Regions from separate parts of the Homo sapiens genome. Here region 2 is linked to region 1. Evidence: chromatin contacts called from ENCODE Hi-C data. All regions are on one chromosome and are shown on one strand. The core of a region is the stretch at or near the end of the contact, and the rest is flanking DNA. Distances in the headings are between cores, read along the strand shown.

Region 1 (3,943 bases), core at 262-2,761:
GATCCACTTGGCTGGTTTTACTGTTGTTCCCAGGGTTGACAAGCAGAAATACAGAACAAATGGTGGTTCCTGAAACAGAGGCCAAAACAAGGAAGTGATCTGTTCCAGTCCAAGCTTCCAAGAAATAAAGAACTAGGTGGGGCACACTAAACAAGCCCCCAGACTCAACCACCCCAGTAAACATTCCCTTCATCACACTGGTTATGAGATAAAGTATAAGTTTTTTAAGCCTTATTATAAATAACCTTACTTAACGTCTTCTGGTTGTTGTGAAAATTATAGTATTTTGCAAAATATATGTTCACCATTATCATTACCACCAGTTCCTTAATGAGGAGAAACCAGAAGTTGACACCAAAATGTTGATCCATAATGTTTATAGTCCTTCTTTGTCTTTATAGTTAATGTAAAATAAACTGTATGTAATTTTTACTACAGTGTGTCCTGAAAGGGCAAACCAAGCTACAAGCAACTCTAAAAGACTACTACTGTATGGGAGTGGATTATGAAAGTGTTTCTTAAATATGAGAGCTCAAGTTTTTCTTTCAGCGACTGAGTTAAAGCACGCAACTCATTTATCATGAGACTTTTGCTAGGCAGTGTACTATGTCCACTCAACACACATCATTTTAGGCAATCATCTGGTTAAAACGTTTAATAGTATGGCATTCACAAACCCATTCTTCAGAGTTGACATTCAATTAATGGTTTGAATGTCGTTTCCAGGGCAGTCAGGAGTATTTAAAGGCTTTTCCATTGTTTTCGGAAGAGAAAGAAAACTTCCTAGCCTAACTTACTTACCCAGAGCCTTGCTCCAGAGGGGGCAGACAAAGGGTAAAATCTGGGCAGAGAACATTAGTGGATATGAGAACGAAAGAAAGTGCTGCAAGATCTTGCAGACAGCTGAGTTCCACCTTCCACTCTACTGCCGAACAAAGTGAGGCAGGAAGAGGGTAGGGACTCGCTGAAAGCTAAACACCAAGTCAGTGACAGATCCAGGGCTGTAAAGTCCGACCGAGATTGAAACAATGTACACTGGGCGTCAGTCCCAACGCGAGCTTGCTCCAGCTCTTCCAGCTCTTCCTGAGCGCTAGGCCCATCCGGCCTCACGCTGATCTCCGGGCAGACTCTGTCGCGCAACTGGCACAGATCGTGACGACAACCCTGCGGCAAGGCAGGAGTGGCCTTCCTCTCCGCCAGGGTTAAGGTGAGTACCACCGCCCTTGGGCCCAGCAGCCCGGGTGAGAGCCTCCGCCGCCCACTGCGACAGGCCTGAAAGCGAGCGCCTGGGTAAACCCACCCGTAGCACCCATGGGGACACCCCTTCCCTGACCCACGGGACGGAACCCACCTGTGCTGGAGGTCGTGACTGCTAACTCCGCAGAGTGGGCAGAATTCCAAGCAAGGAGAGTCTCGGGAGGCAGCCTTTCACCCGCCTTTTGCCTTTTCACCCCCAAAACTGTCGGCCCCACGCTCCCCTCCCCCAGCCCGCTCGGGCCCAGCGGAGAGCCTGTAGGCCCCGCCCCACTCCTTCCGGCCGTGCAGGGTGGGTGCCTCTGGCGCCCGGGACTTCGCCCGGTGCTAGGGCGTCAGTCTCCCATTCGGAAGGACTGGGCCGGGGCACTCTATTCAATCGCCTTTAGTGAACATACTTGAAGCTATAGGTGCAGGGATGAGAAAAAACAGGCCCATAAAGCTATAAAACCTGGGTCCCCTGCCTGCCATTTCAGTGCTCCTCCCGAGTCCTCCCACTACGCTTCTATTTATGGTAGTTTATCCAGGTTTACTAGAAGTAAAATTCTACTACCTTTCCACCATTTTCTTGAGTTTATGGAAGTCATATACCGCTCATTACTCCCATCGATTCAGCTGAGCATCTTGAACCCAGGGTCCAGATACAGTGCTACATACAGTGAGCACTAGAAGGGAATACCCATTAGGAATGAACACCTTATGCAGGTAAAAATTTAAGAACGATACATATTACAAAGAAGGACCAAAAAGTATACTGAAATAGTATATGCAATGGAAATCCAAGGCAGATTTAAAAAATGAGAGTAAGAACAACAAAAAAAATCAAATGCATATATACTGAAAATGGGAAATTGTGCAGTATTATATTTATTCGAGATTAAAAGTGTTAATCTAATGTCAAAAAAGCAATAAAGGAATTGGTTTGTAGAAGTCAGGATCAACAAAAGAAGAAAAAGCCTCCACATCTTTGCCCTGGAATTCCTTCTGCCATGAATGCTCTTACCCGGCACTTGTTTATTTGGAAAACGGCTACTCGTTATTTTTGACTCAATTTAGATAGCACCTCCTCTGTGAAGCCTTCCCTGTCTTTCCCAGATAAGTTTGTATATTTTTTTTCCCTAGGTCCAGTATGCCCAATGGATCTCGTACAGGCCTCAAGAGTACCACTTACTCTAGATTATAATTTCTCTTTCTGCATGTCTTTGTCCTCTAATGAATAAGTAGCTTCTTGAGAGCAGAAAACTTGTGTTTTTCATATTTGTTCTCCAAGCACAGAGTCTAAAATGTCTATATATTTAATAAATATTTGTTAAAAAATTTCTAGAACCAGTGTGTAAACAAAAGGACATATCCAGAGTGTGAATGTAACATAAAGAGGAAAAACTAAGTACAATGAGAATCTAGATTTAGTCTGGCTGGTATTCATTCATGCAATAAACATTAATGAGTGCCTACTGTATGCCAGGCACTGTACTAAGATCTGGGTGTAAAATGATAAACAAAGCCCAGATATAGTCCATGCCCTTATGCCCTTATGTTTAAAGAACAAATTGGAGTTGGCCAGGCAAATGGGAAAACAAAAAAAGTTTTGGGCAGAAAGAACAGCATGATCCAATGTCCTGTAACAGGAAGATCATAACTGTAGCAATTAGAGTGAATGAGCTCACTTAAAGCTAAGCTGAAATCAACACAAAGTACTCAGAAAAGGCAACAGGTTGATAGACAATACCTGTTTGTTTGAGTCAGTAAAAGAAGCAAGTTTCCTTAATAATAGTAACCAACATTTATAAAATGTGCACTATATGCTAAACACTGGGCTAAGTGTTTGTTTTATATCAAACACTTAAGGTAGATGATATTATTTCTACTTTAAGGATAAGGCAACTGAGGCACAGATAGGTTAAGCAATTTTCACCAGGATCACATGGCAGATAAATTTCAGAGCTGAGATTCAAACCTAGGTAATTTGGCTCCAGACTCTAGGGAGCCTGGATATTTTACTTTTAATAAAATATAAATTTTACTTGTAATAAAATAAAAGTCAGATATTTTACTGTTTCCTCTCTCTGTGTGTGTGTGTGTAGCAGGTCACATGGTGTATGGCACAGAGTGGAACTTCTTAATATTTTTGGAATGAATGAATAGCTGAATAAAAGCAATAGGTACAAATGTGCTAGAAAACAAAATAGAAAAAAACAATAGTATCTGGGTCTTTTTATGTTCCCGCCACACCAGCTGTTCCTAGAACACACCAAACTTGTTCTTGTTCTGCTTCCAAAATATAATCTGCTCATGCATTTGTCCCTCACTGTACTGCTAACATTCCGGACCAGAGTTTGGCTTTTTTTTTTTATCTGTGAAGGGTCAGCTGGTAAATATTTTAGGCTTTTTGAGTCACATACAGTCTTTGTCTCCAGGTATTAAATTCTGCTTTCATAGAGTGAAAGAATTCACAGACAATACATAAATGAATGCGTGTAGGTATGTTCCAATAAAAGTTTATTTACAAAAACAGGCAAGAGGCAGGATTTGCCCTGTGGGCAATAATTTTTAGACTCTTGCTCTAGGCCAAATTATCACCATCTCTTGCATGGACTACTGTATTAAATGATGTCTGAGAGCCATCATCTTTGACTAACATCTACACCTTTGTTTTATCAGCCTCTCAGTGAAGCTTTAGTGATCTCTA
Region 2 (3,619 bases), core at 225-2,724, 130 kb after region 1:
TCCTGGAGCTGTTGGGTGACATTTCCCTGCAACAATCCTAGAATCTTAAAGTGTGGTGTCGGTTTCACTTCGGATTCCAAACGGGAAGGGACTTTTCCTGGCAAACGCAGTTTAAAGTGTTTCTTTCAGTGTCATGCTGTACAGAAAAATACTAATCCCACAGAGAAAATTAGTCACAAAAACAGAAGGAAAAAAATACAACATGAGTGCAGACCCAGGACACTAAAGTCAGAGAGACAGAACCACAGCCTCGCACAACCATTGCTCACATTGTGTAAAGCATTACTGGAAGGAAACAAAGTCTTCAATAGAAACCTGCTGCACCACTCTTAGCAAACTCCTTTTGTTTGACCTGGGGCCACTTTACCTGTGGATTGTTTTGTAGCAGATTTTCCAGGTAATGCTTAGATTTTTCATGCTCCCCCAGTTCATTGGATTGGGCTTCAGGGGTTCTTTCTGGTGTGTGTCTGATTCAGATTGTATTTTAGGAATACTTAGAATTGAGGAAGAATAGGATGCTAAGCTACTGAGTGCAAAGCCTCTTTACTAACTTCCAATAATATCTGAACTCATGTCTAAGGAACATAGAAGCATCTTTCAATTCCTAGTCTCATTTTCTCACCATTCAAATGTTCCTTAGGGAGAATAGAGATCCTATGCAAGTCTCAGGAATTGCTCTAGAGAAAACTATCTTTCCCCAAGCTTGAGAAACTTATCCCAGACCAACTTTCTTTCCCCAAATTTTGTTTAAATTAAAAATAGGCAACTAGAGGGGGTCAGCTAGTTGGTGTTCCATAGATGCTTTCCTTGAAGCAGGGTAAAGAGCTTTGATTTATTCTTAATTGTTTCTGTCATTTAAGGGTGCATCAGAGACCCTGTTGTAATATTAAATTATATCACTATTGAGGAGCCCATAAGGCTGGGGCCGGTACAAGGATCATCATGAAGTGCAGCTATTGAGAGCTACTGACAACTTCTTAGAGGTGTGGCTGAAAGCAGCTAGCAAGAATATAAGAGACAAAATCTTGTGTTGAGGGAAGTCACCTGTGAGAGCAGCAGGTAGATGTTGAGGCTTGGGAGACCTTATTGTTCTAAGATACCTGGCCTTGTCTTCCAAACAAAAAATCATCCTTGACATGCAGAAAGACTACTGATTTCTCAATAGATTTATAATGGAACAGATATAATGATGTGACCTGGAGCAATTTCTTTAACCTCATACAGAATCAAATTCCCCATCTGCACATAAAAGTATTTACCTCATAGGTTTATTGTGAAGCTTAAGATAAAATATGTAATTTACCTTGCATAATGCTTGGCATATAGTAAGCACCGAATATACATTAGTTATTAATATTGTTATTTTCATGAGCAAACCTAGTAGTGATAAAAGCTCAGAAACACTGGGTAGGAGCTTGAGCTAGCTACAGAGAACTTGAATTGTAACCTGGCCTTCAGATTCCTCATCAGAAGGGTGGGACCAGGAATAAGAGCGAGCGTTACACTTGGCTCAAGTCCAAACTGCATGACTGCACAAACACTGTAACTGCTCTGTATTCAGACACATTTGAAAGGATTTTTCCAGCATAAATTTCTAAATGTGCTGCTTGTTTTGTAATTCAATCTAGGGCAGCAGCAGCAGTGCTATCATTATTTACATTTCTAGCTTTTGGTCTTGGATCCAAAATATTTGTAGCAGTGTGAATTGGCTCATAAGAAAATTCTTCTCTTTTCTTCAAAAAAGTTTCATGTTACTTTCTTTTATACCTGTAAGCAAGTAAATATTAATAATCTTTTACATTGATTTGTTTCTGAGACATTTGGTCAGAAATAATTTGCAGAAATAAATTGATTCAGACACTGTAGCTAATTTAACATTAATTTTTTCCTATTTCTTTGATTTTTAGAAATTATTCCAGTAGAGGAGAACCTCATCAGCAACATATTAACTTTCTGATATTGTTAATACAATTTTTTCATTTTAATGAACAAAAGGCAATACAAAGACCTTGTAAACAATTAGAAAATCATCTTGCCCTCAATTAAATTTTCTATTCTCCAAGATTTAAATTTTCAACAGTAACCTAAATAGCTGTTAACCCTCTATTCATGAGTGTAAAGGGGAGAAAACATTTTTGTTTATGTATATGTCAAGTCTTAAGATTGTTTCAATAGTGACCAGTTCCTTTTCAGTCTTTCCTTTACCTTGGTTGTGTTTGAGTCTTAAGTTCTCGGACATTAATAACTGCACATTGGGTACTCAAATTCTGGAAGGACTAACCTGGCTGATCTATAATGGACAGCTGTGCATGACCCCAATAAATGAACTCCTGCATAATCTGCAACTAGTCTAGACTACAAGCAGTAAATAGTTGTTGAAGGATGAATGATGGAATGGTCAGGACTTTTCTATGTAAGAAGGCTACTGAGAGTGTTCACTCCACACATAAGGTTTCCAGGTACTATATGTTTCTATTTCTGTCTGTATTTCCATTTACTCTTTCTTTAAATCTTTTATTGTCTCCTCTTGGCTCCAAACTGTGGATCTGGGACCACATGCGACTCCAAGTAAACTTTCAGCCCTCAAATGACCTCAGTATTACATCCTTCCTGAAGTATCGCAGAATTTTTCTCTAAATTAAAGGAGAATCACAGGACGTCACACTTAATGACTGCTGATTCAAAATTAATTTTCCTTCCTTTGATGCCTAAATCTACTTCAGCACATAATTATAGAATTCTGCTTTGGAAGGGGCCCTAGAGCTTAATCTAATTTTCAACTAATTGCAGGATTCATTATTAGAGAACCAATGATAGTTTGTAAATCAGTCTTTGAGCATTTACCTGATAAAACTATTCCATCAGTAGTTAGAAACTATTCCATTAGTACTTAGCTCTTAAAATGAGCTAAGACCCACCTCCTTAAAACTTCCTTTGAGCAAAGCTTCATGGCCCCACAAAAGAAAAGATTTTCCTATTTTCATTTAAAATATCATATTATTAAATTATCTCTAAATGGCAAATATAGCATATTTTAACAGGAAGTATTCCTAGTGGTTCTATCTCCATTAATCCATACTCCAAAATATTGCCCACTCTTTTAAGCTACCAGCCCTATGCAGTATCCCAAATATCAGTGCCAAAACCAGAAGTGCATTCTCCTATTACATTAATAATAATTTTACAGTATGGTGGCAGGAAATGCACTTTCAGTTCACTGGCTATAGCTATTAAACTATGAGGAAATGACTGCCTGGAAGGCAGCCAGGTCCTTGGCTTAAAGGCCAACTCTGAGGAAGACAAAGGTAATACAAGAAGGGAAACTATGCCACCTGACCAAAAACGTTATTGAGACACTCTAGAGCAGTGCTTCTCAACTCTTTGTGGTGAAGGAACTTTTTTTTTTTAATTTCCAATCGGCCATGGACTTTTGTAAAATACGAAATGATGCACTTGGATAAAGCAGCAATGTGAAATGCTCTAAAAATGTCTAAATACTTACCATTTGTATACTTGATCAGTATAATTATATACTTATACGATTTATATACTTATTATACTTATCTCATAAGGGACTGGTAACAAACAGTTTTGGAACTGGTGTGTGGAACACATGCTG

What was found. Hi-C counts contacts between places; a loop is a spot of excess contacts on that map. Pooled maps may share reads with other maps.
Region 2: a loop to region 1 is called in a map of endothelial cell of umbilical vein, with 20 times the contacts of the local background. The contact joins the enhancer-like site here to the promoter of TMLHE in region 1. A Hi-C loop is called at or near these places in 3 of 168 maps with a recorded cell type or tissue (Right ventricle myocardium inferior, ascending aorta and endothelial cell of umbilical vein) and 7 of 50 pooled maps.

The regions. Positions count from the first base shown.
Region 1 is chrX:155,611,441-155,615,383 of GRCh38, forward strand. TMLHE (trimethyllysine hydroxylase, epsilon) reads right to left here and starts at 1,512. Exons shown (of 8, transcript NM_018196.4): 1 at 1,352-1,512. It overlaps SPRY3 (sprouty RTK signaling antagonist 3), which reads left to right and starts at 1,146. Exons shown (of 3, transcript NM_001304990.2): 1 at 1,146-1,207.
Region 2 is chrX:155,744,442-155,748,060 of GRCh38, forward strand. All of the region lies in intron 1 of SPRY3 (sprouty RTK signaling antagonist 3), which reads left to right. Among named protein-coding and RNA genes, the nearest start is that of TMLHE, 130 kb to the left of the region's middle. Within about 2 kb of position 1,475, at least 2 of the 41 ENCODE cell types and tissues checked have a DNase peak (open chromatin) inside an H3K27ac peak, as active enhancers do.